Linked DNA regions of Homo sapiens: region 1 is linked to region 2. Evidence: read pairs that join two places in POLR2A ChIA-PET (ENCODE). Cell type or tissue: MCF 10A. All regions are shown on one strand. Each heading gives the region's core, and the rest is flanking DNA. Links, peaks and the distances in the headings are about the cores only.

What was found. Peaks named below come from ENCODE experiments on the same cell type or tissue, not always from the same donor. Only the 100,000 strongest peaks of a DNase experiment are listed, where the experiment ranks them.
Region 1: POLR2A ChIA-PET joins it to region 2 with 7 read pairs; 6 of 35 experiments call an interaction of 5 or more read pairs at or near these places.

The regions. Positions count from the first base shown.
Region 1 is chr20:2,109,472-2,126,075 of GRCh38, reverse strand. STK35 (serine/threonine kinase 35) reads right to left here. Exons shown (of 4, transcript NM_080836.4): 3 at 8,661-9,410. The coding sequence ends at 8,698. LOC124900458 (a long non-coding RNA gene) reads right to left here and starts at 8,389. Exons shown (of 2, transcript XR_007067499.1): 1 at 520-8,389. In MCF 10A, for the core only: no CTCF peak of the experiment used is centred there; a DNase peak (open chromatin) is centred at 7,115.
Region 2 is chr20:2,454,293-2,461,952 of GRCh38, reverse strand. SNRPB (small nuclear ribonucleoprotein polypeptides B and B1) reads left to right here. Exons shown (of 7, transcript NM_003091.4): 7 at 14-311. The coding sequence ends at 24. Among named protein-coding and RNA genes, the nearest start is that of SNORD119, 4.9 kb to the left of the region's middle. In MCF 10A, for the core only: no CTCF peak of the experiment used is centred there; no DNase peak of the experiment used is centred there.

The DNA.
Region 1 (16,604 bases), core at 5,702-8,201, 340 kb after region 2:
GCAACCGCTGCCATTCTGCTGGGTCCTCATCAACTTTAAAATCCCTGGGTTCACTCAGAATGGGCTTCTGCCAGGGCACCAGGACCACAGACACGTATGATGCCTTTGGCTCTTATTGGAGCCCTTTCCTTGCAGCTGGTGCCAGACGCTGGCCTAATGACAGCATTCCCTCAGTGCTGGGTGCTTTCCCAGCTGCCGGTGGGTGGAGGTGTGCTTTAGATCTCCTACTTTCCAAACTTTTGGCAATTTTGACCTGGCTGCATATGTGGCTCCTGCCTTCTCTGCTGCCAGACCTCGGTTATATGGGCACCTCACACTATCCCAGCCTTGCCTCCTCTGCCAATGTTTGGGGCAGTCATTGTAACACAGGAGGAATCCACATGCAGGCTGACCTCGCCTGAAGGGATGGCTGGTGGCCCTGCCACAGTGTGCCTGTGCTGAAACCAGTGTCAGACTGTGAAGGACACCCATGGCAGCCCTGGCTGCTTTACTGTATGGTACTACTGGAGGGGAACCCACCATCTGCCTCAGAATAGAAATTCATTAAAAGTGGCTTTAAGAGGCTGTAGAATGCAGAACGGAGCAGTAGAGTTTCCAGACAGATACATCTCGTCTCAAATCCTGGCTCTCAAAACCTTAGGAAAGTGATTTTCTGCTTCCTTATCTGCAGAAAAGAGGGCACATAACAGAATAGCTAAGCAGATGATGTATGATAATGATACATGTAAAGTGCTTAATTCAGGGCTCGGAATAAAAAGGCAGGGTCTCTGCCCTGCACAAGTCAAGGGGTCCCTCAGAGCAGGTTTTGATAACCAGTAGCTGTTGGTGGGAGTGTCTGCGTCCCTGGGGTAAGAGGAAATGGGAGTTGGAAGCACCCCTGAACCATCAGGCAGCTTTGCTCACAGCTGGACGATTACAAGAGCCACTCTGATTTGCCCAAAGGGATGCTATCTAGGTTAGGTGGCACCAAGGAGGCCATGGAGGAGGAACATGTGAGCAGCAACTGGGCCTTGACGTCAACAGCCCCGGGCCAGGCCTGTCCCCTCATGGATGCTTTCAAGTCCTGCAGAGCTGCAAGGGACAGATGATCCCTGGGGGGCCATCGGCCCCATTACATAACTGACAGCTCAGCTTCCTGCTGTTGATGCGGCAGAAACAATCAAGAGATGGCAACAGCAGGTCACTGGGGAGCTTGTGGGGACTTACAAAAAAAATAAAATACCAGCCTTCCCCACCTGGGGAGGAAAACTCCTCAGAAAACACCAGCAGAGAGATGAGGCCCCAAGGGACATGTCTCTTTGTATACAGGTATCTAGCGCCACTAGGGTCTTCACAGTTGAAGACTGAGCTTCAATTTCCTGCGAGAAAAGAGAACCAAACACTCTGACTCTTCACTCATAACCCCCACCTCTTGTGAAGCTGTTTAGTGCTAGTGAGATGGGTTGTGGCAAAGCTGTGACCCCTACTATATGGGCAGGGACTCAAAGAACCTCAGGGGTTCTGGATCTGCCTGGATTAAAGAATTGATCATCATCAAGAGATACCACCTCGACCCCATGATCTCTCTGCTCTTAATAACACCTCCATTCTTACCCACTTCGGGGTACAGCTTAGCGTTTCCCTTTTCCCATCCTCCCTTTGGGAAATTCAAGGCTCCACCAAAGACTAAGTAGGGATCAGCTTCTGGGGTGCAAAACCAAACCACTGACTTCGACCCCTTGGCAGTTACACCTTCCCATGAAGGAAGAACCTTCCTTGCTTCTACTTTCCTTTGGGCTACCTGGCTGCTTATCACCATATTCTGGACCTTTGCAGAGTAGGAGAGGAACTAGCTCCTCTTGAAGCCCTACTAAGTGTTCCATACTGCGCATCTCATAATGCTCTGGGCTTTGTGGGCAGGAAATTCTATCTACTTTGATGCTCAGTTATTTGTTGAATTCAATTAGGAAAACATTTTAAATTTAAAGATGATTCAATGAGGCAATAAACCAAACTGGTTAAAGCCATGGACTGACTCCTGGGTTCAAGGCTAGGCTTTACCTCTTCTTAGCTCTGTGACCTTCAGGAATTTACTTGAAAGTAAGTAAATGAATTATCAGTCATAAAGCACTCAGCCCAGGGACGACCATGAATCACTGCCGTTTTGGTCATCTTTGGCGCTGCTGCCCTTCTTCACAGCCTAACCCCTCAGGCTGCCACACTCCTCAGCCAGGCACCAGGTACAGGCAAGGGAGGGCAGTCCTGTAAGGCAGGAGCTAGTTCCTGGCCATCCTGAGAGCTGGGCCAGGAAGTCATAGAGTGGACCTATTTAGTACTGGCGGTCCCAACTTCTCACCTAAAACGATTTTAAAATTTACCCTACAGAGACTGCTTTGAATACTTTGCTGTTTCAAACAAACCATGTTAATTACGCATTTCTTTTCCATTTTTTAGTATCACTGCTGATTAACTTGGTAGCTATAGCGTGCGTAACAACACAGTTGCGTGTAATTCCAGCCCAAAGCAAAAAATTGGTCATTGAATTGGGCTTCTATGGCTTCAACAGGCAATATACTCTTGCCTGTCAGATAAGCTGAAAGGGCTTGTGAATTCCTGTCTTTGATTAGGGTTGTACTAGGGTTAGATCTTGCAAAATAGAAGTAAAATCTGAAGCGCAGGTCAAGGGGCCAACGCAGGTCACCCAGTACGTTAGCTGAGAGCCACATCTTTGGACCCCAGGCCAGGGATAAATGCATCAACTATTACTTCAACAGAAATTGGGCCTGATTTCCTTCTCTGATGTTAGGCAGCTACCAAGATCTCATATAGAACTAGAAATACTTTCTGTGACCCCTCAGGTCACACCAACATCTGATTTCCTTCAGCAGGCCTTAGCTGCCCACTCCAAAAAGACGTCATTCGAGGGCTTTGGCTTCAAAAGGCCCTAGTAACGGAGGTTTGTATATCAGACAGCAGACTTGGCCATGAATGCAGATTCCCTCATCCCACAACACTCTCCCTGGTAACACGTGGGCGGAGGCACCTGGAACATCAGTTTGGCTGGCTTCCTGCATGGGATAAAAGGCTGTGGCTAGCTGGTAGGAGCCATTAGGAATTATTAAACATCTTTCAAAAGCGACAAATAAGAAAGAGATCAGACCCATCACTGAATGGTCTTTAAAAATAGATATACTTTTCTGGAACAAGTGATTGGACAGCGTGGGCCTTGACTACAGCTTTGTTTCAAAAGAAAAGCTATTTGGCAATCCACAAAAGTGAGGCTACCAAAGACCACTGTCTTCAGAGGGAAATGGAAGCCAATACTTCTACCTAGGCCAAAGTATGGATCTAAACAATGCTACTGTATTACAATTAATTCAGACTGTTTACATAGGGCACTTTCACAACCTCTTGTGATTCCCCCAACAACCTCAATAAGATATATAGGATCAACTCCATTTTATAGATAATAAAACTGCGGCCCTGATAAGTGGAATAATTTGCCTAAGGCCACACAGTCAGGAAAACGCAGATATGAGACTCCATCCCTGCATTGTTACTAGACACCACTTCTTTCAGGGGAATCCCAGGTTTCCAACCCAAAATGCATTTCCTTTTATTTTTGCAAAAAAACTGAAACTAGTTAGTCCTGACTTAAATGCGACTCTGAAATCTACAATCCTAAAACATTGAGGTGTTTTTTCATCTTGGTGGTATAGGGGTCAAGTGTGTTTACTTATGCAACTAGAGTTTTTTTGTTTTTTTGAGACAGAGTCCCTCTCTGGCGCCCAGGCTGGAGTGCAGTGGTGTGATCCTGGCTCACTGCAACCTCTGCCTCCCTGGTTCAAGCAATTCTCCTGCCTCAGTCTCCCAAGTACTGGGCCTATGGCATGTGCCACCACACCTGGCTAATTTTTGTATTTTTAGTAGAGACCAGGTTTCACCATGTTGCCCAGGCTGGTCTCAAACTCGTGAGCTCAAACAATCTGCCCCTACTTGGCTTCCCAAAGTGCTGGGATTACAAGGCATGAGCTACCACGCCCAGCCTATTTTAATTTTTAATAGTACAAACATCCACAGATATAACCCAAAACAAAAGCTCTTTGGAGTCCGTAAATTCAAAAATGTAAAGAGGCTTTCAGACAAAATACTTTGACAACTACTGGTCTATTCTTCCACTGTCTCCAATTCCTCTCCTCTTCCCCTCTCAAATCCACTCTAGTTACAGGTTTCCCCATTACTCCACCAAAATTGTTCATGAGTACTGATGCTTTCCCATTTACTAAATCCAATGATCAAGTCCTCTCAATCAACTAGCAGATGATGCCACGGCTGGCTCCCTCCTCCTCTTGATGTCTTTTCCCCTCTCTCTGGCTCCTTTCTTTCTTCCCATCCTCAATGTTGCACCACCTGGAGCTCAGTCCTCTGACCTCCTCTTGTCTATACCCACTCCAGTACTGTGGCAAATCTCTAAATTTGTATCTCTAGGCTGGACCCCTCCCTTGAACTCCAGACTCATCCAACTGCCTACTCTACATCTGTAGTTGGATTCTAAATAGGCATGCCAAACTTTCAGATAACTAAAACCTAACTTTGTCCTGCCAACCCTATTCCCCCAATGTCTTCCCCATCTTATTTAATGGCAGCTCTATTCTTCCCATCACTTAGGCTGACACCTTGAAGTGATGATTAATTCCTTTCTCTCACACCTCCCATATGATCCGGCCGGAAATCCTGCTGGCTCTGACTTCAAAAAAATACCCAAAATCCAATAATCACTTCTCTGTTACATTGTTTCAAGCCATCGTCATCTCTCACCTGGATTATTGCAACAGCCTCCCATCTTATCCCGTTATTTCAAGATGCAAAGTGATCCTTTCAAAAGAGCAGATATCACACAGCTGAAAACATCCCCATGGCTTTCCATCTCATCCAAAAACACAAGCCAAAATCTCTAGAGGCTTACGAGGCCTACTTGGCTCCTAGTTATCTATCTCTTCCTATACACTCCTTGCTCACTCTGGCCAACTTTCAGGACCTTCACAGTGGCCATTACTTCTGTCTGAGATGCTCTTTCCCCAGAAATCCTTGGGACTCACTCCCTCGACTCCTTCTAACATTCGCTCAAAGGTCACCGTCTCTGGGAGACCCACTCTGATATCTTCCATTTAAAAGTACATCCCCACCCCTCCCCACCACCCAAGCTTCAGATCTCCCCTACCCTGCTCTACTCTTCCCATCCTACCCTCTCACCGCACCCAGCACCGAGCACTTTCTTGTACATTACCTATGGGTACTGTCTTCCCAACAGAACGAATGTTAAGCTCCATACTGCAAAAACTTGTCTGTTTTGTTCACCGATGTATTATCTGTGTCTAAAATGGTACTTGGAAAGAGTTTCCAAAGAACATGTTGAATGAATAAATGAAATTAGCTTGTCCATCTACAAAACTTGGCAGGGGAAAGGGAGGTCAGACTCAATGTTCTTCCCAAGTCAAGCCTCAGATTCTCTGACCAGCCAGATACAGCTCTTCTACAGAAGCTGATTTGAAGTTTCTGGCAACACAGGGTTTGGCTCTGGTCACAGACCTGGGCCCAGGCCCACAATTCTAAGTGCCCACCTAAGACAGGGGAGGATAGGCTATGGTCAAATTGGCACCACCAGTACTGTAAAGATTAGCTGTAAGAGCCACAAAATGAATTAACAAAACAGCCTGGGACACTCACCAGTAACCATATTCCTAATCTTTTCCCCTCTTCTCAAGGTCGCCTATTTCTCCTACATGAAAGAATCACTCCAATTTAGCCAAAACTGCCCTGCAAAACAGCACAAATCTCAAGTGTGGATATCCACATGGAAGCCCTGATCTCAATTAGTTATGACAACCCCATAATCGTAACCTAAATTCAGGTCCCTCTTCCAATGACAACCTTCCTATGCCAGAGCAAATCTGAATTTTAAGAGGTCTTTCAAAAGCAGAAAGCATGAGATGGAAATGGGAAGTGACAGCACAAAATACATTTAAAACACTGTCTAGCCAACCCTTTTGGTTTCTAATATAGCACTACCCTAAACCTAGCTTTGGGGACTGCTGTTCTCCTACCCACGGGTGGTAGGCCCAATTGGTCCAGCACCTGGAACACACGTTTGTAGAATGAAAGAATTAAACCTAAGTGACTCACTCGAGAAATACATTCACTGAGAACACTACACATGAAACCAAGCTCAACTTGGAATGAGCCAACCCCACCTAGAAACCAGAGGATAATGAAGGGAAAGGGAGGGAACCCACCCAAGTGATGGAAAGCTCCGTGCCTTATGGCTCCTGAGGCTTCTTGTGACCACCAGGAGGATCAGCACTAGCTCCATCACCTCATCAAGACTTCAGCACAACGTAAGAGCAGCTTACTTCTAGCTCACCATATTAAGGGAAAAGGGGGTGGGGGATGCTTGAATAAGATATACCCATCCTTAACTTAGTAGGATCTGGGGTAAATTACTTAATCCCTTGCAGGGTTGTAAAGGTGAAACAAAATGGTTCATGTGAAACTACCTAGCATATATGCTGGTCAATTTTTCATCTTATTTCTCTTACACACACATCAAACTTCAGTCCAACTAAACTATTCTGCTGTTCCTATAAATACCTTTGGGTTTTCCAGTTCAATTTCTGTCTACACTGTTCCCTGTCCTCTCTAATTTCCACATGCCTACTTCCTCATTAACCCAAATTGGTCTAGTCTCTCAAATGTGCCAGGCTCTCCCTGGTTTCAGGTCCTTCGCAGAGGTTGGTCTATCTGGGATGCTCCCTCACCCCCAATTCCCTCCTCTTGACTCTGTGCATCAACACCCGAAAGGTCAATTTCCCTGAATACCTCTTCTCCTTAAACAGCTATAAAACAATTATGATTTGAAGAATTAGACCTAGTGACTCATTACAAAAATACCTTCATTGAAAATACTACACATGAAACCAAGTTCAACTTGGAGTTTCTCTCCCTAATTAAGATGCAGAATTCATGAAGATGGAGAAAGTCTCTGATTTGGCTTATCATGTCACCCCAGAGCCTAGCACATACAGTTATGGGTCGCTTAACAATGGGCTGCTTAACGATTTCTGAGAAATGAGTCATTAGGCGATTGTTGTGTAATGTCAAGAGTGTACTTACATAAACCTAGATGGTGTAGCCTACTACACACCTAGATGACATGTATGGCCTATCATTCCTGGACTACAATTCTGTACAGCATGTTACTGTACTGAATACTATAGGCAGTTGTAACACAATGGTAAGTTTTTGTGTATCTAAACACAGAAAAGGTAACACATACACCATAATATGCACTATAACATTACAACAGCTACATCACTAGGTAATAGGAATTTTTCAGTTCCATTATAATCTAATGGGACCACCGTCATATAGGCCATTCCTTTTTGACCAAAACGTTGTTCATGCGGAGCATGACTGTACTTCACAAAGGAAAACTCACAATAAATTTTTTTTTTTTTTGAGACGGAGTCTCGCTCTGTTGCCCAGGCTGGAGTGCAGTGGCACGATCTCAGCTCACTGCAAGCTCCGCCTCCCGGGTTCACACCATTCTCCTGCCTCAGCCTCCCGAGTAGCTGGGACTACAAGTGCCCGCCACCACGCCTGGCTGATTTTTTTGTTATTTTTAGTAAAGATGGGGTTTCACTGTGTTAGCCAGGATGGTCTTGATCTCCTGACCTCGTGATCCGCCCACCTTGGAATAAATTTTTTAAATAAGCAAAGACTTCTACATAAATATTCACTAATACATTCTTTATAGTATCTAAAATGGAAAAAATCTGTTTTCTAAAGTAGGAGAATGGTTAAATTATGGTACATATAATGGGAATGTCATACAGTCCCTGAAAAGCCATACTTCTAAAGTATGACATGGAGGAATGCTCAGATTAGTAATGAGTAAAAAGAAAAAGACCTTGACCAACTAGGGCAAGATCTAAACTATGTGGAACCGGATGTGTGAGTAGGTGGGATACAATCAGAGATAGTGTTTATTCTCTGAAAACCTGTCTACCTCTTATGCACATTTTCTACAGTGAGCATTTATAATGATGAGAAAGAGCGTTTCTAAAAAAAGGGAGACTCGGCTTAAACGCAACCTCCTCTGAGAAGACTTCTCTAGACTTTCCAACGTGTACTCAGATAATTGCACGTTTCTCCCATCAAGATATGGGGGGGATCTTTGAAAAGAAGCACTTCATTTTCTTCAACTTTGTATTCCCCTGCAAGTTCACAGGGCCCATGCCAGGGTCCAGAATGAAGAACCCGGTCCAAGAAGTGGGCATACAGAAAAAAAAGAGAGGCTGGGCATGGTGGCTCACAACTGTAATCCCAGCACTTTGGGAGGCTGAGACCAGCAGATCGCTTGAGGTCAGAAGTTTGAGACCAGCCTAGCCAACATGGTGAAACTCCGTCTCTACTAAAAATACAAAAATTAGCCGGGCATGATGGCAGGTGCCTGTAATCCCAGCTACCCAGGTGGCTGAGGCACGAGAATCACTTGAACTCGGGAGGTGGAGGTTGCAGTGAGCTGAGATCCTGCCACTGCACCCGCTGCACCCCAGCCTGACCAACAGAGTGAGACCCTGTCTCAAAACAAAAAACAAAAAACAACAACAGAGAGCACTCACCTAGTTTAAAATCACCCAAAATGCTTAGCCCTGAATTTTAAGCAGCACATGTGACCTGGTCCATTCTGGTTTCAAGTTCAAAGGCATCAGGCCGGTCCTGTGGGTTAGCAGCTAACATATCTTTCAAGAGCTGCTTGATCCCCTCAGACATGGAAGTCCTGCGTTTTTGGGGGATGTGCAACTCCATCTTTGGGTTTTCTAGCAGCGCCTCACCAACAGGGACGATCTCAGTCCCCTGTTTAATGTAGGTCCCCAGGAGCTCCTTCTTGGTCTCAGAGTCAATAAAAGTGATTCTTTCTATCATTGCCCAGATGATAATGCCCAGGGCAAAGATGTCCGCCTTGGCTGTGTAGTGTCCCTCCCAGACTTCAGGAGCCATGTAGAAGTCCGAACCGCAGGCTGAGGACAGCCAGTACTTATTCACATTCACATTTTTGTTGTCTTGATTGCCCTCTTTGCCTCGGGGTGCCAGCCCAGCACAGACCTTGCTTAGTCCAAAGTCGGCCACTTTGAGGATGGGGGTGCCAGACCGCTCTGTGATGAGGATGTTGTCTGGCTTCAGGTCCCTGTGCACAATATGGTTTTTGTGCAGGAAGGCAATGGCGCTCGTCAGCTGTAGCATGAAACTTTTGTTGGTGGCTGGGTCTGGCCTCCGGGACAGGACATACTGATTCAGGTCTCCACCTTCACAGAACTCCATGACAAACCAGAGATAGCAGGGCTCCTCAGCATAACCCAGGATCCTTTCTCCTAAATCAAAGAAGACAGGAAGGAGCTTGAGTGAGATGGACACAGTCACACTTCTTTTTAACTAAAGGATGCAGTGTATTCAAGAGTGACATTGGTGACAAACAACTGCTCCAAGGGGACCTGCACAACTGGCACTGAGTGCCTTTCTAAGGTATGACACAGGCACCAGGGACTGGTGTCAGGTACCTGGGTTTGGAATGAGGCCCAGGTGGAAACTCGGGTTTACTGCCGTCTGGTTGACTGCGAAGCCTTTTTGTTTCATTATACTGTCTCCAAACAGGGAGTGCCATACCACCCACACCTCCCAAAGCTGCTGGGCAGATGGGACAAGGGAAAGCATGCAAGAAGGCTGTCACGGGTCTGTTGCTTCTAATATCATTGTTACTCCATGCTGAGCAAATGACCTTCCCTCTCTTTTTTCCTGACTTGTAGAAGGATTCTTGTTAATGCACCTAGAATGGCACTAGAATTTCCTTTATTTCAGAGGCACACTCCTACAATTTCCTTGGTTTATTTCAGAGGCACAGTCCGATCCATCAATATTTTCTGCAAGCCCACCACATGCCTAGCACAAGTTAGGTACATAACATGCCTCCACCTCTATGAGGCTTAGTTTCAAGGAGATGACAGGTATCCACAGCAGCAACCATCAAAAGCTGTACATCGCCATCAGGCTCAACTACTACAAACAGTGAAGCGGAGGCAGGAGTCGCCAGATCTGAATGTACATCTCCATCAGGGTCAACTCATATAAACAGTGAAGGGGGGGGCAGGAGTGGCCAGATCTGAAGGTGTCAGAGGGGGCAGGACTGAACTTACCCTGTAAAAGGCAGGCAGTAGATCAGTGGGGGAGCAGGAAGGTAATTCTAGGCTGAAAGATGGAATGGATGATGGAACACAGGGACAAAAAGACCAGAAAGGTGTAAATTGGAAGTCTGGTGGGAACAGTGGAGTCTAAAGTCGATGTACAAGACAGATTTAAATTGTGTGGGCTTGAAACTCTAGGAAAGCTGGTGACCAACCTCTCCAAGCAAATCTCAATGTTCTTTATAAAGCAACTGACAGTCCAGTGAATCTTTATGTGGATGTTATGTGATGACTACAACTGCTCCCAAAGCTAAGTGTAAGAAGGCAGATGTTTTATCTCACTGATGAGGAGAGGCTGGGCCTGCAAATGTGCTGGCTTGTTCTGGGTGGTCACAAGGTCATTTGTAACTGAGCCAGGACCTGAAGAGAAGTCCTCTCTCTGGCCCCAGTATGGAGTATGCATCCTACCAAAAATGACTGCACTTCCTCAGACAGCTTCTGGCAGAGGGTTCCTTTTACTAGTCATTTACTCTATTACAAAGAAAACGAGTGATCTAGGTGAGGCTCTGCTAACCCCAACAGCCTGAAATTACCAAGGCTCACAGTCTACTAAAGCCAATGGTCTGAGAGTTCTGGGTTCAGCCAAGATGATGTGACACACAAAACAAAAGCTTTAGGTTTTTGATCACAATCGGATAGCCCTCACTTCCCTTGTAATTATATAATTTATTTGCTTATATTACTCACAATCAAAGTAATACAGGTAGAACCAGTTTAGGGCAGATGTTTTTTGTTCTTTTCAAATCAGTTATTTCCCCTCTCATAATCCTCTATCTAGGTCATGGGCAGAGGCCCTCTATGTAAAAATACTGCACAATGAAGCATCAATCTGAAGCCCAAGTCAATCCAGATGCTAAAGACCCACAAAAAGGAGAGCAAGAAATGTGTACTACAGGTAGAACCAGAAAGGAAAAGATCAAAAAGCCATCCAATTCCTTTTGCAAAGGCCACATCAGAAAACACTGAAACTTCTGGTGGGGGAATAAAGGAAGAGGAATGATGGTTATTTTATATACAAAGTTAGTAACTATGGCAACCTAAGGAAAAAGAAAACAAGTCTGCAAAACAGACTATAATCTAAGTCCAGGTTATGAGAATCCAGGGAAAGAAAAAATGGTAAAAAAAGAACCCAAAGTTTGTGAGTGGTTGGGGGAGACTGGACCTTCGGACTGAGGAGCTGCTCTGAGGAAGGAGCTAGACTCAGGAGATGCTACAGGAGGGGCTGTTTGTTGAGAGGAAAATTCTGGACAGGAAGAAGTATTCTCAGAATCACACCCAGTAACAGTGGGTATGACAGAATGGAAAACTGGGAGTGCAGCTATTTGTCCCAGATACAAAAGTGTTATTATTTTTACGAGTCAAGGTCTCACTCTGTCACCCAGGCTGGAGTGCAGAGGTGTGACCATAGCTCACAGTAGCCTCCAACTCCTGTGCTCAAGTGGTCCTCCCGCCTTGGCTTCCCAACGTACTTCCAAAAGAAGTACTTTTGAGGCCGGGTGCAGTGGCCTCAATAGTCCCAGCTTCTCAATAGCACCTGGCCTCAAAAGTACTTCTTTGCGCAGGAAAGGCCCCTGGACTTCTTTCATGAGAAGCTGCAGCGTATGCTTTCACACACGAACTCCCGGGAGAAAACAAACATGTCAGAATTCTAGTCCTTTACTCCAAGCAGACTGTCTAACGGGGTCTCAGCTACCTCACGACCAGATGGAAGGAGGCGACGTGGATGATGCCAGGCACTCGGAGGCACTTGGTGAAGTAACAGGAAAAACACAGACCAGGAAACAAAGAGTTTGGGTTCAGACCCCAACTCTGACCACTGCCTCACTGGGTGGATTCTTTGTTTCAAGGAAAACACAGGGAGACTGAGGTGTGATGAAAAGATGGCTGGAACCCTGGGCAAGTCCCTGAAGCTCTCTGAGCCTCAGTCTTTTTGGTACCTCAGTCTTCACATCTATCAAATGAGAGAATGAAACTATACCACATGAGTACTGTGACTTAAGTCAGATAGGAACTACATTTGGCAGAATGTAAGATCTTTTTGGGGAAATGAACCACTGACCATCACTAACATCATCATTCCCACTCAACCCCAACCAAATCCTTGGAAGTCACCGATTTCAATAATCCCAGTGCTGTAGGCCGTAAGAGTAAGTTTTTACATGTTAGGCAAAAGATGAAATTTAGATCTTAGAATGAAAGTGTATTATTCCATCTAAGACATCACACTTCTTAGGCTGTAACAGCTGAAACCCATGTTCTAGGCAGACCAGGCTATTCCTATTTGAAGTGATCCCTCTCCCTAGGCCTGCTGCCCCCACAATCTCTGCAGGTACAATTGAAATGTGCACCTTAAGGCTAGCTGCAACACCAGTCTATCTTATACTCACTTGATTTCCCAGTAACTTCCCTCTTCTGACCAGCCAAGGCCCTAGTTTCATATTTTTATTTTAGTTTTTATTAAATTATACCAGATATTCTGGTTAGCAATCTATGGCTTAACTCTTCTACTTAACCCTGAGAAATGCTGGCACATTCTGCAGATGTTTTGAGGTCGGGGGACTAGATTTCTTACTCAGTCTTCCGGCCTCCCCAGGGAGACCTGCAGTCATTTCCAAGGTGCCTGTGCATTGAGGAAGGGAAAGTAATCAAACTTTAGGGGATTACTGAACACAAGTTCCAAAAAGACACTAATTCCCAAAGAACCAAACTGTCACTGTGGTCCACCAGTCAGAACAGGACTGATGGAGGGCAGGTGATCCATGGAGTTTCAGCTCAGGCCCATCTCACAGTGGGCTCCCGACCCACCCACAACTGCGGGTATTTCCCCAGTTTCAGGATATATAATTGGAATAGATATATGCAGCAACCACTAAAATCCCCACATGAAATTCAGTTTTTTGAGCTGAGAGGAACAAATAAAATTTACTTAAGTTTTATAATTCCCTTGTCTGGTATAATCTGACAGTTGTATAAGATTAATAAGAGTTACAAATTTAGCTTCCTTCCCAGAGAGGGAGAAAACAGGCAGGTTATTTGGAGATAGTAAGGATTTGAGGTAAATTAGCCTGTGAAAGCCTACTGGGTTCCAGGTACTATTTTAAAAGTTTATTATGTGAGCTATCTCATCTTACCAGGCACCGTTTTACAGGTGGGGCAACTAAGGCTGAGAAAGGCTTCAGAGTCTGCCCGAGGGCCCTTACCATGAGTAACTGGGGGGGATAGGAGAGAACCCCCACAGCAAGTCCTCCCCCCAGACCATGCTGTCTCCCAGCTCACAGAGGGCTAAAAAGTGTTCTTCCAAGAGAGGCAGGCCTGCCTTTGGGGACAGTTTTACTACCTTTCCCTCAAGTCTGACAGTCAGGTGACCATAATATAAATTATGTATTTCAAAACATATCCTATGCCACAGTCCACAGGGAGAGAAGATGCTTAAAGTAAACCCAAGAACAAAACCAAGCAGGTGTCTTGCATCTCATTAGTCATGGAAATTCATCAGTAGTGCTTAAGTTCCCAATAAAAACATGGCTTGCTTCGCTGAAAAACGTGAGGCCAGCAGGCTCAGCATAAAGACAAGCCAGTAGGAGCTTTGGAAAGACAGGCACTTCCTGTAAAGAAATACAAAATGCTCTAGATTTTTACAAGCCTATCCTTAAGCCTTCTCCAGAAGTTAGATTTCCAGGTTTTAGTCAACGCCACTTCAACAATTTCTGAGCACACATTGCTCTTGAGACAGAGGTGCGGTGAGCTGAGGGGCATCCCTGCCCTTACATAGGCTTCTGGTCATTAGAAGCAGAATGACTACAGCTGTGAGAACTAGGAAGCGGGCCCGGATCTGCCAGAAGAGTTGGGAGAGAAGCTGGGATGAGAGGAAGGCAGGCTGAGAATAACTGCGAGAGGCCCTGCAGCTGCGTCTCCCAGGATGAGGGGAGTGGGCACAGGAGCAGGTGGGTGTGCGCCAGGGACACGAGTAGTCTGGATAATCACAGAAGAGTTTCTGTAGATGTGCCGGAATGAGGCTGGATATCTTCTAAGGTGGATTTAGACTCCAAGAAATGGGAAGTGACTGAAAGTTCTTAATACATTTTATTTATTTACTTATTTTGAAACGGTCTAGCTCTGTTGCCCAGGCCAGAGTGCAGCCAATCACAGCTCACTGCTGCCTCTACCTTCTGGGCTCAAGGGAGCCTCCTGCCTCAGCCTCTCGAATAGAGTAGTGGGGATTACAACCATGCACCACCACGCCCGGCTATTCTTTTCTATTTTTAGTAGAGACAGGGTCTCCTTATGTTGCCCGGGCTGGTCTTGAACTTCTGGGCTCAGGCAATCCTTCCACCTCAGCCTCCTTAAGTACTGGGTAATTATAGGCATGAGCCACCACGCCTGGCCACTGACGTATTTTAGAGATGTGTCGCTTACAGAATCTACAAGTCACCAATTTTAAGGCATACCATTTAAGTAAGCCATATAGGCTGCTGACAACGCTATGGGCACACCATTGACTAAGTCAACCGCTGATTTCAGAGACGTTAAACTGTGAAAGAGCATATCTTGGACAATGAAACAAGTTCCTTATGGAGGCATGAGGGGTTGGCGATGGGAGACAGCCTAGTGGCCGACTGACTTATCAAGAGGCTCTGAAACCTGGTGAAGTGAGGGCTGGCAAGGGAGGAGGTGAGAAGAGGATGTGAAAGGTCTTAGAAGTTTAGGATAAATAAGATTTAATAACTTGTCACATAAGATGGAAAGGAAGAATTCAGAGAGTGCTCTGCCATTCCTCTCTGGTTACTCGAAACTGCTATCTATTCAGATAATAATTACATTTCCTCTCACAGGTGAGGAGACTCAGGAGCAAAAGATTAAGTAACTTGCCTAGTTGAGGGCAGGACCTTGAGTTTCCATAGGCTAGATTCTCAGCAGAAGCACTGTGACTGCCTTAGTGCCTGCAGCAAAATCGCACACCTGGATGTGCTAGTTCCCACAGCAGACTCTGATGCGTGCCCCCCAGAGTTTAATGTTCATCCAGTCCCTCGTGATGGTCCAACCACACAACATGCAGATCTGTCTTTCAGCAGAGGACTAATTAGGACTTTGACTTACGCACACTTCAGCAATTCAGCAATACATATAGGAAGTCTTAGAAATGCTCGATCCATTTGAAAGAAAAATCCCACTTGAGGAATTCATTCCAAAAGTGTCAAAAAGACACAAAACAAACAAGCCTCCCCACCCAACAAAAAAACACACACCAAACACCAGAGACACTCAGAACTGGTATTCCATACAGAGTAAGTCAAAGTGGAGGATTGGAAAACTACTGTCCAAGAATGAGAATGAGTAACAGTTAACTATGGTAATACCAATTGGCTGAAAGTTTTAAAGGACCATATTATACTTCAACAAAAGTTTACTTAAAAAGCCAAAAGAGAAAGTCACATAGCATGTAATAAGCAAGTTTTAATGTGAAGGGGGGAAAAGGGCAGAATATTAAAATTATAAAGTTATGTCTTAAGAAAAAGGATGAGGGAACCCCGAAAAATGAAGTTTGAATAAATTATGACTATAGCCATCCCTGTTTAATTAGGAGTTGTACATTAAAATATTTTAGTTAAAGAGCTGGCTCAGCCAAAGATCTGTCCTAAGAAGCTAAAGACACGGACCCATCCTGGCACATCTTCCCAAAGAAATATGAAAATGCAGACCAAGAATTGGTCCCATTCTCAATGATTTTGTGCTGTTATGTCATTATAAAGAGGCTGGGTACCATAGCAACACCACAGGGTGTGTCCAAAGTACTTCCTAAGATTAACAGACTTGTTCTGTTGGCTGCCAGGGCAAAACACAGTGTCCAAAAGAGGACAAGAGTAAACCCACCGGCCGGACAGGGGCTGTAAAGCCAGCCAGGCCTGGGGTCAACATTCCCTCTACTACCTGCCCCCAATCCCCCAATTACATAGCTATATGATCCTGGGCAAATTTCTTAGAACACTAAGAATCTGTTTAGTTTTTTATAAATTGAGAAGAAACACCTACAGCACTGGACTGCTCTAAGGCTTAACTGTGACATACAAAGCACCTTGAATGGTGCCTGGACACTAGAGCAGACTGCTACTGGGTGTGAATTATGCTAATGTCTCTGGACACCACTGGCAGCTGTCCAACACGGTCACAAGGCAGCCTGTCAAGAACATGGACACTGGAAAGAGCATCTGGATGTAAACCTAGGCCCTGACCTTTCTCTAGTGTTGTGCTGGACAAGCAACTTGACCTTGATGGACACTGACGTTCTTGTCTGTAAGAACAAGTTATATAAACACCAACTTTACAGTG
Region 2 (7,660 bases), core at 1,479-3,978:
ACTCTTACTTCAGGCCTTCTTTGACCCTTGGCCACAGAGTATGGAAGTAGCTCCGCAGAGGCGTGGGCTCGATTCCTCAGGGCCACGTTACCACAGACCTGTTTGTTTCTTATGCTGTTGTTCGTGGAGTCTCATGGGATTGTCTGGTTTCCCTTACAGGGCCCCCTCCCCCGGGAATGCGCCCACCAAGGCCCTAGACTCATCTTGGCCCTCCTCAGCTCCCTGCCTGTTTCCCGTAAGGCTGTACATAGTCCTTTTATCTCCTTGTGGCCTATGAAACTGGTTTATAATAAACTCTTAAGAGAACATTATAATTGCACCTATGGATCTTTATTTTTAGAAAAATCTTTGATATATTGGGTGCTTAATAGAGTCAAGAAGGGTTGCCTTGGAAAAAATTAACCCTGATCTTACCTTCTTCCCTATAAAATGTTTTACTACCCATTTGCATCTGTACATCCTCATACACTAAGATACTTACAAAATTGAACATTTTCACTTATCAGATTCAAAGATCAGTTTTGTTGAAATCAGTACCCATAATATCCTCTTGGGAAGGCACTTGTCTAGATAGCTTCTCCATGAAGCAAATGCTAAAAATGAAAATTCTGCTGGGAGAGGAACAATTTTGGCATAACTTTCTGCCAGGGTCACACACGTAACATATAACCTAACGTAACTTTTGAATTGTGGTATCTTCATGAGTTCTTCCACCCAAAGCCTGTGTTCACTGAGCAGCACTCTAGTACTTAGTGCATCAAGCTCTAAGGGTACAAAAATAAGGTGAACACTGTTGTAAAGTTACTGTGTAGGGGGAAGATAATTGTAAATGCAATCAGTGGTACTTACCACATTAATGGAAGAAAAAAGCCATAGGATCTTCTCAACAGATGCAGAAAAAACATTTGAGATGATTTCAACACCCTTTGATGATAAATACACCCAGCAAATTAGGAGTAGAAGGGAATTTTTTTTTTTTTTAAAGAGATGGCGGGGTGCAGGCATGAGTCACTGCACCCAGCTCAGAAGGCAATTTTTAAACAAGATTAAGGGATTTATGAAACACAGCTAACATAATAGTGAAAGACTGAAAGTTTTACCCTTATGATTAGGAACAAGACAAGGGTTCCCACTTTGGCCACTTTCAACATTGTACTGGAAGTTCTAGCCAGAACGATTAGGCAAGAAAAAGAAGAATTGGAATTGGAAAGGAAGAGGTAAAACTATCTCTGCAGAAGATATCCTGTATATAGAAAACCCCATCAACTAGATAGCTACTAGAGCTAATGAGTGAATTCAGCAACGTTTTAGGGTACAAGATCACATAAAAACTATTCCATACACCACCAACAAACAATCTGAAAAGGAAATGGAAGAGAATTCCAGTTAGGATAGCAACCAAAAGAATACCTAAGAATCAAAGCAAGCAATACCAGAATACCCAGGAATCAATCAAACCAAGGTGAAAACTACAAATCCTGAAAGAAAACTAAGTAGATGAGGAAAGCCAACATGTTCATGGATCCAGACTTACTATTAAAGTAACAAATAATAGTCTCCAAACATTCAATGTAATCCCTATAATAATTCCAGTGGTCATTGCAGAAATGGAGAAGCTAATCCTCATATATATGAAGCTACAAAAGGCCCCAAATAGCCAAAACAATCTTGATCACATTAGAAGTCTCACAAAACCTACAAAATTGTAATAAACACTGCATCTGGCATAAAGATAGACAATGGATAGATGAGAGTACAGAAATAAACCCTTACATAAATGGTCAATTGATTTTCTGCAGTGGTACCAAAACCATCTATTGGGAAAAGAGTAGTCTTTTCAGATGGTGCTGGGACAACTGGATAACCACATGTAAAAGAATGAAGTTGGAACTCTACCTCATATGCCTTCATTTATCACTCATTAACTCAAAATTGGTAAACAATCTGTAAGAGCTAGATCTAGAAGAAAATGAGTAAGTCCTCATCACCTTGGATTTGGCAATGGATTATTGCATTGGACATTGAAAACAAGCAACAGAAGAAAAAATATGTAAATGGGACTTCATCAAAATTAAAAACTTGTACATCCAAGAATGGTGAAGAATGAAAAAAAAACTTATGGAAGGGGAGAATATTTTTGCAAACGATATGATAGTCTGATATCTGTAGTTTGCTATTTGAACTATAAAAAATTCTTAATAAAAAAGATAACCTTTTTCAAAAATGAGAGGAATTGAACAGATATTTCTCCAAAGAAGATACACAAATGGCCAAAAAGCACATGAAAACTGGTTCAACATCATTGGTTATTAAAGAAATGCAAATCAAAACTACAATGAGATGCCGGTTCATACCCACGAGGATGGCTTATTTATGAAAAAAATAACTCTTGGTGAGGGTGTGGAGAAACAGGAACCCTCATGCATTGCTGGTGAGAACGTAAAATGGTGTAGCCCCTATGGAAAACAGTGGCAGTTCCTGAAAGCTGAACAGAATTACTATATGGCAATTCCACTCCTAGATATATGTATCTGTGGTAATATGAAATATATTTAGCCTTTTTTCCTGGTTCTTATCACAGCAACTGAAAAACACTTGGAATTTCCTGTGTAATGGGATAATACGTGAGTTCATGACTTAGAGTGGGACCCCTAGCTAGCCTCAGGATGGGGCCAGCCACCAGAAAGACCAAGTGATGAGAGGGTTGGAACTTTCACTCCCACCCACCAGCCTCCTGGAGCAGAGGTGGCTGGAGATAAAGCTCTATAAAAACTCGTCAACAATAAGATTTGATGAGCTCTTCCCAAAAGCTAAACTGCCCTTATAAAACTAGTGAAAGACCCTCAAGTGAAGAGGATGAGAGGGGCCTGAATTCTACCAAGACGTAGGCCTGTTGAGTTCAGAAGCAAGATGGAGTCAGCCATGTCAGATTTCTCTTACTGTCACTTTTGCAAAGGTAGTTTGATACACAGAAACTTGTATACAACTGGTTTTAGCAGAATTATTCATAACAGCCCAAAGGTGGAAACAACCCAAAATATTCAACATATAATGGATAAACAAATTGTGGTATATACTGTCAACCTAAATAAACGGAGGCCGTAAAAGAAAATGATACCTATTCATGAATGGGGCATTGCAGTGGGAGTCCATGTGCCATACTATGCGTATTCAGGGAGGTAAAGGAAGACAGATTAAAAGGAAAAACAAGGATTATGTAATTGTCTTGGGATAACTATCCCTAACTCCAGGGATTAATAACAAGTCCTGGTGGCACCAGTCTGAGGTTGAACAAGCAGAAGTCCTTGCAGAAATATTTTTGTATGTATATAAGGTTGCAGTGGCCTTTGTGCAAGGTTGTGTTTTTACAGTCTTTTGTAGTAGTTTTTTTTTTTTTTTTTTTTTTTATCATTTATGCATCAGAATCCTCCCTTCATAGCCTTTCGGCTTTGGCAGGGTTTTTTAAAAGACATACAAGTGACTCCATTTTGGTTCTGACAACTTTCACAATACATACAATGGAATATAATAGAGCTGAAAAGAAAGAAATATTGATACATGTTACCATGTAGATAAACCTAGAAAACATTGTGTAGTGTGAAAAAAGCCAGACACAAAAGATCATCTATTATATAATTGCTTTTATATGGATATTTGCTACCCGTAATAGATAAATCTGTAGAGACAGCAGATTAGAGGTTTCCAGGGGTGGGAGCAGCAGGAAATGGAGTGCCTACCTAATGGGAATAGGATACTTTTATAGGGCGAGAGCTGGTGGTTTTACAGCCTTGTGAATACACTCAAGTTACTGAGTTGTGATTGTTAAAATGGTTAATTGTTGCTATGTGAATTTCATCTCAAAAAAAAAAGTTTCTTCACAGAAAAAGTTTACTAAGGCTTTTTGTTGTGGAAAGGATATTCCCAGTGGAGGAAAAGGCTGAGTAAAGATGAAGTTGGTCCAGGTTTATTAGAATAAGGACATCAGGGAGGTGAGTTTGGCATCAGCTTTTGGTAGAGCCAATGGTTGGCTCAGTGTCACAGGAACCCTGAGTAGCACAAACTGCAAAGGCAGCTAGCTTCCCACTTCCCTGACAGGTGTGATCCAAAAGGGTTTTATACTCCCAGCCTGAGCTAAAAGGCAGTAGTCTTTTTTTTTTTTTTCCCCCTTGTTTTGAGACAGAGTCTTGCTCTGTCACCCAGGCTGGAGTGCAGTGGTGTGATCTCGGCTCACTGCAACCTCGGCTTCCTGCCTCAGCCTCCCGAATAGCTGGGACTACAGGCATGCACCGCAACGCCCGGCTAATTTTTGTATTTTTAGTAGAGACAGGGTTTCGCCACGTTGGCTAGGCTGGCCTCAAACTCCTGACCTCAGGTGGTCCGCCTGCCTTGGCCTCTCAAAATGCTGGGATTGCAGGTGTGAGCCACCATGCCTGGCCAGTACTCTTATTTTTATTATGCAAATAATAAGGATAATCACGCAAAGGAAAAAAAAGCAGTCACACGTTGGCTAATGGTTAGCACAGTAAAAATTCTGTATCCTCAAAACTACTCTTGAAAATCTACTCAAACTCTCTTGAAGTACAGCATATATGGTTTTGTGTATACAACCCTTCATAGAAAAATCTTAGGCACGCTGGCTTTTGAGAATCACTGACAAAGAGAAAGAACAAAAGGAAAAGTCTGTAATCAGACATCTGGGTATTCTGACCATTGTATCGTTAAGGTAACTCCCAAGTCTCTGGTGGTGAAAGAAGTCTGGATGGAGAATTTGAATGTGCTCTCACCTATATGAGCTCTATTCCAGTTTTCATAGTAAGTGTCTATAACCTTAGTTCACGTCAGTAAATTGGTCTGTGGCTGCGAGGACTAAGTAAGAGATTAAAGGCACTAGGTTTGCTGTTGAACTTAAATTTGTATTCTGGCGAGGAACGGTGGGTGGCCACGCCTGTAATCTCAGCACTTTGGGAGGCTGAGGTGGGTGGATCACTTGAGGCCAGGAGTTTGAGACCAGCCTGGCCAACATGGTGAAACCCTGTCTCTACTAAAAATACAAATATTAGCCGGGCATGATGGTACGCACCTGTAATCCCAGCTACTCAGAAGGCTGAGGCACGAGAATCGCTTGAACCTGGGGCGGGGGTGTTGCAGTGAGCAGAGATCATGTCAGTGCACTCCAGCCTGGGCGACAGAGCAAGACTGTCTTAAAAAAAAAAATTGCATTCTGCTTGGTCAGGCCCACAGGCATGCTATTCCATAGTTCATGTATTCTGTTTTTTTAAAAAACATACTTAAACATGCTCATTAAAGAATGATTGTAGAAATAAAATACTGTGTCCCAGCCCCCCAAATATTCAATGCTAGCTTTTTCTCTACTTGTTGGGTTTCATCATCTTACTATATGGTCAACTCTCTATTTCTCTTAACATCAAAACATCAAAAACCTATCCCCAATCTTTGCAAACATTATGATTTTAGTATCTCATTAAATGAAACACTTAACCAATTTACTTAACCAATCCTCTGTAGTTGAACATTTAGCTTAGTTTTTTTCACCAACAAATAATGTGATGACCATATTTTTGCAAAGATTGTTCTATTTTTAAATACTTAAAAATGGAATTTCTGAGTCAAAGTCTATAATAAAAGCTTGAGTCAGTTTGCCCTGTTACAAATCGGTCACAACTACACCTTTCACACCATGCTCCTCAGAATTAATGATTCTCATTGAGAAACACACTTTTCTAGTTTGACAGCTGAAAAATGTACATCATTGTTATATTGTTACATTCTTTTTAAGGAATAGTTTTGACTTTTTTTTTAAGAGACAGAGTGTCACTCTGTCACCCAGGCTGGAGTGCAGTGGTGCAATCTTAGCTCATTGCAGCCTTGAACTCTTGGGCTTAAGCCATTCTCCTGCCTCAGCCTCCAGAGTAGCTGGGACTACAGGCACACTCCACCAATGCCCAGCTAATCCTTCCTAACTCCCTCCCCGACTCCTTCCTTCCATCCTTCCTTCCTTTCCCCTTTCCTTTTCTTTCCTCTGTCTCTCCTCTCCCCTTCCCTTCCTCCCCTCCTCTTCTTTTCTCTCTTCCCTTCCCTTCCCTTTCCTTTTCTTTCCTTTCTCTTTTCTTTTCTTTTCTTTTTTTTTTGGTAGACACAGGGTCTCACTTTATTGCCCAGGCTTGTTTTCACTTTTAAATTACCTATGTCCTCTTTTGTATATTGTCTTTAAAAAAAAAAACAAACCTCTGATAGACATTTTTCATGTTGTTACACAAGTCTTAATGATTACTAGTGGGTGTAATCTAACTTGGGCATTGCTCTTATTTTGGGAATTCATATTGTTTTTGATTTTTCGTAACTGTAAATCAGGCAATGCTGGATAATTTGCGTAAAAGTATTTTTTATTTGGCGTTTCTAAGTTTTTAGGAGCAACAATCATGATTCAAAGGCAGGGGCTGGAAAGAAGGAAACTGTCATTTATTGAACGAGGCGTGTGCATGACCTATCTCTGGAAGTCTGTATATAACGAATTGGCCAGTTTGGTTGCCTGTGGGGAAAGGAACCTGGTTTGAGAGGAGTAGAAAAGGAAGGGAGAATTTTCACTGAATACCATTTAGAACCTTTTAAATATTAAGCCTGGCGCAGGTGGCTCACGCCTGTAATCCCAGCACTTTGGGAGGCCGAGGCGGGCGGATCACCTGAGGTCGGGAGTTCGAGACCAGCCTAACCAACATGGAGAAACCCCGTCTCTACTAAAAATACAAAATTAGCCGGTCGTGGTGGCGCATGCGTGTAATCCCAGCTACTTGGGAGGCTGAGGCAGGAGAATAGCTTGAACCCGGGAGGCGGAGGTTGCAGTGAGCCGAGACCACGAAATTCCATCTCAAAATAAATAAATAAATAAATATTGAACCATTAAGCGCCTTACCTAGTTAAAATTAATTGCATTTAAAAAAAGTGTGAAATAATGTGTGTTTTTAAAAAAAACCCCATCAAATCCACACGGGGGCAGCATTGCTTTACAGGGAGGAAGGGAGCCGCAAAGGCGTGGGCTCAGCCTTAGCATGGGTGCTGGGATCGTGACTTACATTTTTTTCTCATTTTCTGTATTGTCCCCATTTTCTACTAAGACCTATATAGAAATAAAATACATTTTATTTAAAGAGAGAAGGAAGTGTCAGGCCCCGTCCCTCTTTAGCCGTGTAGCCATACCTCTGTATTTAAATTCGTAAAAGTAGAATTCTGAGGAGCGAGGGGGCCTGGGTGACATCTGAAGTATTTGGCAGGGGGTCGGGCGCAGTGGCTCACTCCTGTAATCCCAGCACTTGGGGAGGCTGAGGCGGGCGGACGACTTGAGGTCGAGACCAGCCTGGCCAGAATGGCAAAACCCCATCTCTACTAAAAACACAAAAATTAGCCGGGCATGGTGGCACACGCCTGTAATCTCAACTACTCGGGAGGCTGAGGCAGGAGAATCACTTGAACCCAGGAGGCGGAGGTTGCAGTGAACTGAGATTGTGCCACTGCACTCCAGCCTGGGTGACAGAGCAGCGGGAGAGTCCATCTCTAAATAAATAAATAAAATACAATAAGTATTGGTAGATATGCCGAACAGATAGCCCTCTAGTTGTATTATTCTATGCTATTAATAAGAGTG